2 separate regions of the Mus musculus genome follow, and region 1 is linked to region 2. Evidence: chromatin contacts called from ENCODE Hi-C data. All regions are on one chromosome and are shown on one strand. Each heading gives the region's core, a stretch centred on a gene start or an enhancer-like site at or near the end of the contact. The rest is flanking DNA. Distances are from core to core; before and after follow the strand shown. Region 1 overlaps Gm38832 (a long non-coding RNA gene). Region 2 holds the start of 4933431G14Rik (RIKEN cDNA 4933431G14 gene).

Evidence for each region. Hi-C counts contacts between places; a loop is a spot of excess contacts on that map.
Region 1: a loop to region 2 is called in a map of gastrocnemius, with 2.1 times the contacts of the local background. The contact joins the enhancer-like site here to the promoter of 4933431G14Rik in region 2. A Hi-C loop is called at or near these places in 2 of 37 maps with a recorded cell type or tissue (T-helper 17 cell and gastrocnemius).

Annotation. Positions count from the first base shown.
Region 1 is chr6:72,162,989-72,167,431 of GRCm38, forward strand. It overlaps Gm38832 (a long non-coding RNA gene), which reads left to right. Exons shown (of 2, transcript XR_869176.3): 2 at 4,365-4,443. Among named protein-coding and RNA genes, the nearest start is that of Gm38832, 3.3 kb to the left of the region's middle. Within about 2 kb of position 2,028, at least 1 of the 3 ENCODE cell types and tissues checked has a DNase peak (open chromatin) inside an H3K27ac peak, as active enhancers do.
Region 2 is chr6:72,121,883-72,126,456 of GRCm38, forward strand. It overlaps 4933431G14Rik (RIKEN cDNA 4933431G14 gene), which reads right to left and starts at 1,315. Exons shown (of 3, transcript NR_045165.1): 1 at 1,163-1,315; 2 at 963-1,064. The region is part of intron 1 of St3gal5 (ST3 beta-galactoside alpha-2,3-sialyltransferase 5); the gene reads left to right.

The DNA.
Region 1 (4,443 bases), core at 778-3,277, 42 kb after region 2:
TAAATTCCTTAGTGGAAAAATTAACATCCCAGTAGCTTAAAAGCTACTCCACCATGCAGTCAAAACCTTCCACCAGCATGCATTGATGGAAATGATTGTAAGCAAAGAGAGAGAGAGAAAAAATGTTTGTTTTGTTTTGTTTTGTTTTGTTTTGTTTAAATACTAGTCCTAGAAGCCACAATGCAAAGTCAGCATATCTAAGGAATCACCATCCTGCGCCTTGCAGGGCCTTCCATGTAGCATCAGCTGACTCAAGAGTCCATTTTTCCCTACTTGGCTTTGCTCTGACTGAGGTAGAATAAAGGCCCTAGGTGATCCGTCATGGAAAATGCACCCTCAAGTTTTCCAAAACTGGGAACTGAAATTGAACTGATGATGGCTTCATTTTCACACACACACTAAATCCTCCAGGTCTGGGACTGTGGCCCTGACACCGAGTGGAGGCCCCTCCCCAGGGTACCCATCTCTGTGGCTCCGGCTGACTCTCCTGACAGGCCGTTCCACTGCTAATGCCATTTTGTGCAAACAAAACACAGTTCCAGAAGGTACTCATGACTGTATCCTAGTGCCCAGTAGGGCTCTCAAAAATACGGCCCTGCTCCATTAGAATAACCACCATCAGTGCCTGCAGTCCTCTGCCAGCCAAATCCCTAGGCGGCAAAAACACCGGCTCAGACCCTTTGTACCAGAGTTTCCATCTAGAAGGGGGAACGTAATTAAGCAAAGGTAGTGTAATGAGGACGTCGGCATCAGGGTTCCTCTAGGAAAATTCCATGCTGGAGGAAAGATGGGCCACCCACAGGAACTCTGACTTTAGAGGAAAAACTACCTGCCTATGCATTGTATCCTTCCTGCATTGTCCCCCTCTATCTCTGTCTCTGTCTCTTTCTCTCTCCCTCTCCCTCTCCCTCTCTCTCTCTCTCATACACACTCACATGTAAAGCTGCAGTAAGCAGGTTTAAGGTAGATTGGGGTGTGTGTGTGTGTGTGTGTGTGTGTGTGTGTGTATGTGTGTATGTGTGTGTGTACGTGTGTGTGTGCTGGTACATGTGTGCACACTTGTGCACCTGAGATTGACATTAAGTCTCACTTGATCTCCGAGTTAATCACTTAACTCACTGAGTTAGCATCTCCCAGTTGACCCCAGAACTCACCAATACTGGTTAGTCTAGCTTTCAGGCTTGCTCTGGGCACCCCTGTCTGCCTTCCCAACGCTGGGATTGCCCATCTGGCATTTACATGGGTTCTGGGATCTGAACTCCCAGCCTCACACTCAAAGAGCAAGCACACTACCAGTTTTTTTCCCATCCCATTTCTTCTTTTAATAAAAGCTTTTGGACGCAGGGTCAGGCCTTATGGCTGGAAGCCAGCAGTAGCTTCAGACATCAAAGCTATTAACCATGGGACAAAACGCCATTTTCAGCAAGTCTGAGCCCAGGCCAGGGGGTGATCAACAGGAGGCAGGAGGCAAGAGGCTGGAACTCAGTGCAGACAGAGTGAGCTTGCTGAGGGAAGGAAGTGACACACACTGTCAACTCACAACAGGATATACTTTCTCAAAGCACAGCATGGCATGGCTCACTTTATCTTACCAAACCAAACTGACAAATGTAGGCTCAGGCATGACCTCAGCTGAAACTTTGCAGGCCAAACTGAGATCATTGTCAGGGCAAAAGGCAGTTGGACTCCCAGGGGAATACTAGTGGAAGATTCCCTTGACCCATCGTTAAAAACCAACAATGTGACTGCGGATAGAAGAAGCCATGGGGACCTGGGCGTTGAGTGTCCTGGGAAGGGGGATGCAAGAAATCTGACTTCTTGTTGGGCCACACTGAAAACCGATTGGGGCTGGCGGTCTGGGCCTCAGCATCCTTCAGGCTGCCTTCTGACTCAGGATTCTGCTAGCCATTTATCTAGATTCTTTGAAAGCCAAGAACAGGAGTTAGGAGCCTAACTTTGCATCAGCACTGGTGTGCGCGGGAGCCAGTCACAGCCCCTCTGGCAGTTTCTCCACTCAGCAGAGCCTGTTCACTGGGACTTCGCTTTTGAAAAGAAAACCAGTGACTATTACTCATGAGCCGGTACGCAGCGCCACCTAGTGTCGTGAAGCCGTGTGTACTGTTCTTAGTGCCGAGCTTCCAGCCCTGACTGACTGTTGCAGGGTTCCAGCAGCTGGAGCACACACAGAACCTTCCCGCTCCGTCTGCGCATTTCCTATCTGATGTCCTAGCTAGAGGCTCCTCTTCCCCTCTCATGCCTTTGTCCCCGATCTTTGTTTCTCTGTCATCTCTTTCTGGAAGAACATCAATTCCCATGGGTCAAACCACACACTGGGAGGAAAACAAAACAAAAAAGCCCAAACAAACAAACAAACAAAAAGCCCAGCTTCTTCAACAAATGGTACTGGTCAAACTGGCTGTCTGCACGTAGAAGAATCCACATAGATCTATATTTACAACACTGCCCAAACTCCATATGAAGCAAAGACCTCAACATAAAATCAGATACACTGAACCTGATAGAAGAAAAAGTAGAAAATAGTTTTGAACTCATTGACACAGAAGAAGACATTCTGAACTGAACACCATTAGCATAGACACTGAGAACATAATTCACAAATAGAACCTCATGAAAAGCTACTGTGTGGCAGGGGACATCATAACTCAGACAAAGTAATAGACTACAGAATGGGAAAAGATTTTTTTTTTACCAACAATAGAGTGCTAATATCTCTAAAATGTATAAAGAATGAAAAAACTGGACATCAAGAAAACAAGCAACCCAATTAAAAATGGGGTACATATATGAGCAGAAAATTCTCAAAAGAGGAAATACAAATGGCTGAGAAGTACTTTAATGTTCAGTATTGTTAGTCATCAGAGAAATGCAAATCAACTTTGAAATTTCATCTTATACCAGTCACAATGATCAAGTTCAATAAAACAAGTGACAGCAGATGCTGGTGAGGACATGGAGGGAGGGGTCAGTCCTCCACTGCTGGTGGGAGTGCACACTTGCACAGCTACTATGGAAATCAGTGTGGTGACCCTCAGGGAGATGGGGACTGATCTACCTAAGATCCAACTATACCACTCTTGGACATCTACCTAAAGGCTACTTCATGCTACCATACCATACTATTCTATACCATACTATACGGTACTATTCTATATCATACTATACGGTACTATACTATACATTACTTGCTCAACCATGTTCATTGCTGCTCTATTCATAATAACCAGAAATTGGAAACAGCCTGGATGTCCACCAATGGATGAATATATATTTTTAAATGTGATAAGTTTACATAATGGAATGCATTCAGCCATTAGAGAAATAAAGTCATGAAATTAGGAAATAAAAACATCATCCTGAATGAAGTAACCTAGACCTAGAAAGACAACTTTGGCATACGCTTGTTTATTTGTGATGTTAGCTGTTGAGTCTTTAATAAGCAGGCTACCATCCAGATAACCACAGAGGTTTGGCAGAGAGTAAGGGACTAGCAGGGAGGGAGGGAGGGATGTCCCTAGGAAGGAGAAATAAAACAGGTAAGTATAAGTGGACAGGGGAGGCAGGAACAGGAGGATAAAATGGGGACAGGAGGAAAGAAGAAGTAAGGGAAAGAATATGGGAAGAGACTGATAGCACTAAGAGCCATTTGAGGGGTCATGGGGAAACTAACACAATAGAAGTGTCCTAAATCTAAATGAAATGATCAAATAATGGGAGATGGAACCCCAACTGGACATTTCTGGTCACCAAATGAGCTTCTTGTGCTGGTAATGGGTTATATCTAATTGAGTCGTTGGCCAAAGGCATCCCATTGGAACTCCCAACCAACCCAGGCTGTTGCCAAAGCTTTTGGCTGTTGTCCTTAAACTGATAGTAAAGCCCTATTCCTGGAGACAACAACCACACAACTCACTGAACACAGAGAAGTAGAGTTGATGCCTACATACAGCCATCACCCTATAGACTACTGTTCTGGATACTTGAGGGTGCTCAGCACACTACCGAAGGAGAAAGGTAACTACCCATCAAGCTACAAAGTCCTTGAATCTACAATAATGACCTGCTTGTAAGATGTGCTAGGGCAATAGTGGCACAAAGCTTGTGGGCGTAACCAGCCAATATCTGATTTGAGTAAAGGCCCACTCCATGAGATGAACTATATCCCTGATAGTGTTCTGATGGTCAAGAACCAGAGACAAGATAGGCCAGGGACCTAGGGAAAAATCGAATACTCCTGCTCTGCTAAAGGAATGAACTAATAAAGTGTTACTCCTAACAACATTCTGCTCTAGTCATAGATCGATGTCTTAAGCTTAACACATTAACACAGAGGCTTCCTCCTGCAGTGGCTGGAAACATACTGAGACACACAGCTGGACAACGGACAGAGAGTGAGAGATCTTGGAGCACTCAGTCCTAAATGGG
Region 2 (4,574 bases), core at 65-2,564:
AGTCTACTTAAAGAGAGAAAAGTTTTAGATATATAAGCATTGTCACTGTGTGTAATCTGTAGTGATCTACATTGTGGGAAAAGCAGCAAGCAGGTGTCTGTAAGACAGCTGGAGTAGAATCCCACCTTTGAATCAGCAAAAGCTATGGCTTCAGGTTAAAAAAGATGAACATTTATTTCTCCTCTGTCCAGTGGGATGGACATATAGATTTGACAGAGACAATTTTAGCCAGTGAGAAGCACCGTTAAGTCTATACTTAGAAGACAACCAAATAAAATTTAAACTCTTTTCCTTGTGACTATAATAACAATCAGTGCTCTACCATCTGTCAGAATTCCACTGATCAGTGTTAAAACTCTGAACTTTTGAAATCTTAGTATAACAAGAACAGAGAGGTAAAGAAATATGAAACTCCCATTTTTCATATACCTTAAATCATTCTCTTAAACCTTTACAACGAACGCCATAAGTCACTTTCTTAGATCCTCTGAACTTAAGCCTTCACGTTCTCAGACCTCTCTGCACCTTAGAACACTATCTTAGACCCTCAGAACTTACATAGACTTTAAACCGTTTATCCATCTAGTCATTTACTAGAGGCACAAATGGTTTTTGCTGAGAGCAGCCATTGCAAAGCAAGTGCTTTGAGTAAAAGAACAGTAAATAGCTACATCAGAAACCTGTTTGTCCTTTAATATGAAGCCTGTTGGCAAGGAAACCCCATCTACCTTTCTCAACTGGAGACTTAGTAGCTTTAGAAACAGCAAGGCCTAGTTTTTACATATGATGTGAACTATCTAGGCAGCTGCAGCCTTGCAGGGAGGAGCCCGTTGCCTGCTGCCGTTAAACTGACAGAGCTACAGTTAGCCTAGCCATCAATGCCAGCAGAGATCCGAGAAGGATACATTGTAGCAGAAAGTATCCAAATGGCTTATGTTCTGATTAAAATGACAGAGACTTACTCATTATCGAGATGATCACCCTAGGCTCTGTGGCTACGATGGCTTGGGGGGAGGTGGAGGTCTCAGGCCAGCATTGGTCTTCAGTCACCAGGCCCAGAAGATCTGAGAGAATTTTATGTGGAGGACAGGTGAGGAACTTTGTGGGGACTGACCTTACCCTGTGGTTCTTTCAATGGACTTGAGTTCTGTTCCCAACTGACCTTACTTTGACCAGGCAAGAGTACAGCAATCAACTCAACAGTGGCCGGGTTTGATGGCAGACGAGGCATGAGGCAGTTATGCCCAGTGGTTAAGGTTACCAGAATCCAGATGAAGGTGTCATGTTTAGAAGCCTTCATCTGGCTTCTACTACTAGGAGCTGGGGTCTCTGTCATGGTAAGCTCTTTTACATTAAACATTCTAAATTCCAAATTCAGCAGACCTTTAGAAAGTCTTAAGGACCAATATCTATTAAGTATATACAAAGTAATAAACTTTGCTTGCTTTTAGTTACTTGCTTTAGGCTTAACCTTGAAAAGTAAATAGCCAGGGGGTGCCGCCTTTAATCCCGGCACTCGGGAGACAGAGGCAGGCAGATTTCTGAGTTCCAGGACAGCCAGGGCTATACAGAGAAACCTGTCTCAAAAAACCAAAAAACCAAAAAACAAAAAAAAAAGTAAATAAAGCTTATTTCTATAATTAATGATATTAGCACTCAGCATGACTACAAGTGAGGTTCTGAACACATTATGGAATTTGATCATTTACTCTGTGACTGTTAACTTGCATGTCTTAACTATGGCTTAGCAGCTTTTATAAGACTAGGATTTTACAGCTTTATTTTTGTGAAGTTTGAATTAAAAAAAAACAATCATTTCTGAAGGAACTGAAGCTCTTTGGTATCAAAATAAAACTGTAACTCATAAACACAGTCCACATAGATACTGGGAACTTTGCTGAGCCTTTTACAGTGTACCACTATAGAATATTAGTTTCTTATATTACTCAGATTATCACAATAGCTAAAGCCTAACGAAGTTAGCCAAGACGAGGAAGGGAGACATACATTCCCAAGCCAGCCTCTTCCAGCCTGAGCCGGCCTTAGGTAAGGAGAGACATCCATCCAGTTCTTAGTCAGATTCTTCAGGTCGTTGTCTTGTTGCTCCAAAAGAGAGGAATACTTAAGGTTTTGGTGTTTAGCGTTTGGTGCTCATAGCTGTGGCCCTAATTTTTTAGCCTCTTATCTATTTTTTAAGGCCAGATATTAATAATATAAAACATTCTATAAATTTAAAGTATCCCATAGCCTTATACATTTAAATATTTTAAAAGCTGTTCTTTTAAAAATATCCACTTTTCTAATTTTAAAATATCTGTAAAACTCCAAAATTTTCTCTTAAAGAAGCTTTAAAATCTCTCAATTGTGTGCTCCTATAACAGTAAATAATAATAATAATAATAACAAAGTACCTTTTTTTATTTGAAGAGGGGGAAAAACCCAGAGCAAAACCATAATCTGAACAAGACAAAGCCGAGCTCCAACAGTACCGACAACTCAGTGCTCAGTACCTGGGATTCACTCACCGTCCTCTGGGATTCCCAGTGGGGCCTGGGTCACCTCTGTGGCCCTGTCCTCAGCATTATACCCAGCCTGCCTTCCAGGTGCCAGCTGGCTCCATTTCATAGCAGCTGCTGTTTCTGGGGGCTGTCATACGGCACCAGCCCTGCCACACAGTGCCAAGCCTCAGCTATTCTCCATGGCTACTTCATGCCTTTAAAACCAGTACCACCCAGGTGACTCTTATATCACAAAGATTGGCTGTTCCACAAGGTATGTTCTTGTATATAAATGCATGGAGATAAAGCGTTAAGACCATATTAAACAAACATTGTTTTTAAATCCTGTCTTTCATAAACCTTGTTTTTATGACTTTGTTTTCAGGACAGAAATCATTATATAAAAATCCACCGTAGTCCAAAATCTGAGACCCTGTTGCCTCCTTGATTTTATACCATGCGCTCACCTTTAATCAACATTGGTGGTGGTGAAGTCACATGACATTCACCCGCTGCATCCCTAACAAAGATGGCTGCCAGCCAAGAGGCTGCCTCCTTCCCGATGCGGAACAGCAGCTAAGATGGTGGCAAACCACATGTTGCTATATCACGAAATGACATCATGCCACATGGTCCCTTTAGGTTACCTATGCGTAGAGTTTTAACTATCAATCCTGTGATACAAGTTTTAAATGAATTGTTTTTCAGAAATTTCACGCCATACCCAATAAAGTTATAAATCATAAGGTACAGAAACTTCACATAAACCAATAGTCTAGTTCTTTTGGCTGTTCTGACTTGCTTTCTTCTCCCCATCACAACATCCGGTGGCTTCCCTGAACCCTGACATCTAAACTTTAAAAGCATGCCTAGGTCTGGAAAAAGGAGAGCCATGACCCAATTCCAGAGCCAGCTTTTCAATAAATAAGGACAACATAAAACAACTTTTATATCCACACTCAAAAGATATTTAAATCCTCGCTAAACTGAACCCAGTGGCCAGAAAGCTCATAGATAAATTTTGAGCCCTGGCCATAAAAGAAGCCATGGTAGTAGTGGTGGCTGACTGCAGCAGAGACAGCAAAAAATATAACCCAGAAAACAGAACAAGGAAGGTTACATACTCGAAGAATGTCAGAAACAAAATGTGGTAGCCACCATATAGTCACACATTCAACTGAGCATGACCCATTTCTGTCTCAGCTCAGGGTTTACAATAGAACTTACAGACACACCAGAAAACACAGACCCGTCCGCACATGCAGAGCAGACAGACACAACAAACAAACAGACGAAGCTTTCCAACCATCCAGAGACAGACAGACAGGCAATGTCTCACTATCTGCCCTAGACAGAAGAATAATTGGGGTCTCGCTGAAGCTCCCACACAACCCAGATACAGATCACACCTAACAGAATTAGACTGTGACTCAAAACCAGAAGGCCTCCATAGATGCTCCCGGGTTTCCTCAACATGGCAGTTACACTCCATAGCTCATAAAACCGAAGGCAACTCCAAACCCTTGGAGCATCTCAAGGCCTGTGCTTCCCGCAGCAGCCCCTCGGCTCTGCAGTCCAGAGTGAAGGTCTGGCTTTAGAGTTTGGGTGGGCGGTCTGAATCTCACTGAGGCCTCCAGAAAATGTTAATCTGGTGGAGAATAAGGCTGTTACCTCAACTTTCTGAGCCAAATTTAAAGTAAGCTTTAATTACTGGCCAAGATGATGGGCTCTGGCCAGGACCCTTCTGAGGTTCCCAGAAAATGGCAGCAAGTCATGTTTTTTCAGTGACTTATAAAGGCAGAACCCATAAGGCTATGTATTTTCCACCAGGTACAATCAGGAGCAAGCATATATCTTGACGTACTTCCTGCCTGCATACCTCCTGCCTATGTCCAATCAGGGGCAAGCATATATCCTTATGTACGTCCTGCCTCCATATTTCCTATCTCTGTGAACAAGCACGTCAGGTACAATTGATTCAATCAAACTCGTTTAGGGAAGTGAAAAGTGGCTTCTATCACACATGAGTAACGGCCTCAAACATTTCAGAAAATATCTTGCCCTTGGACAAGTGGG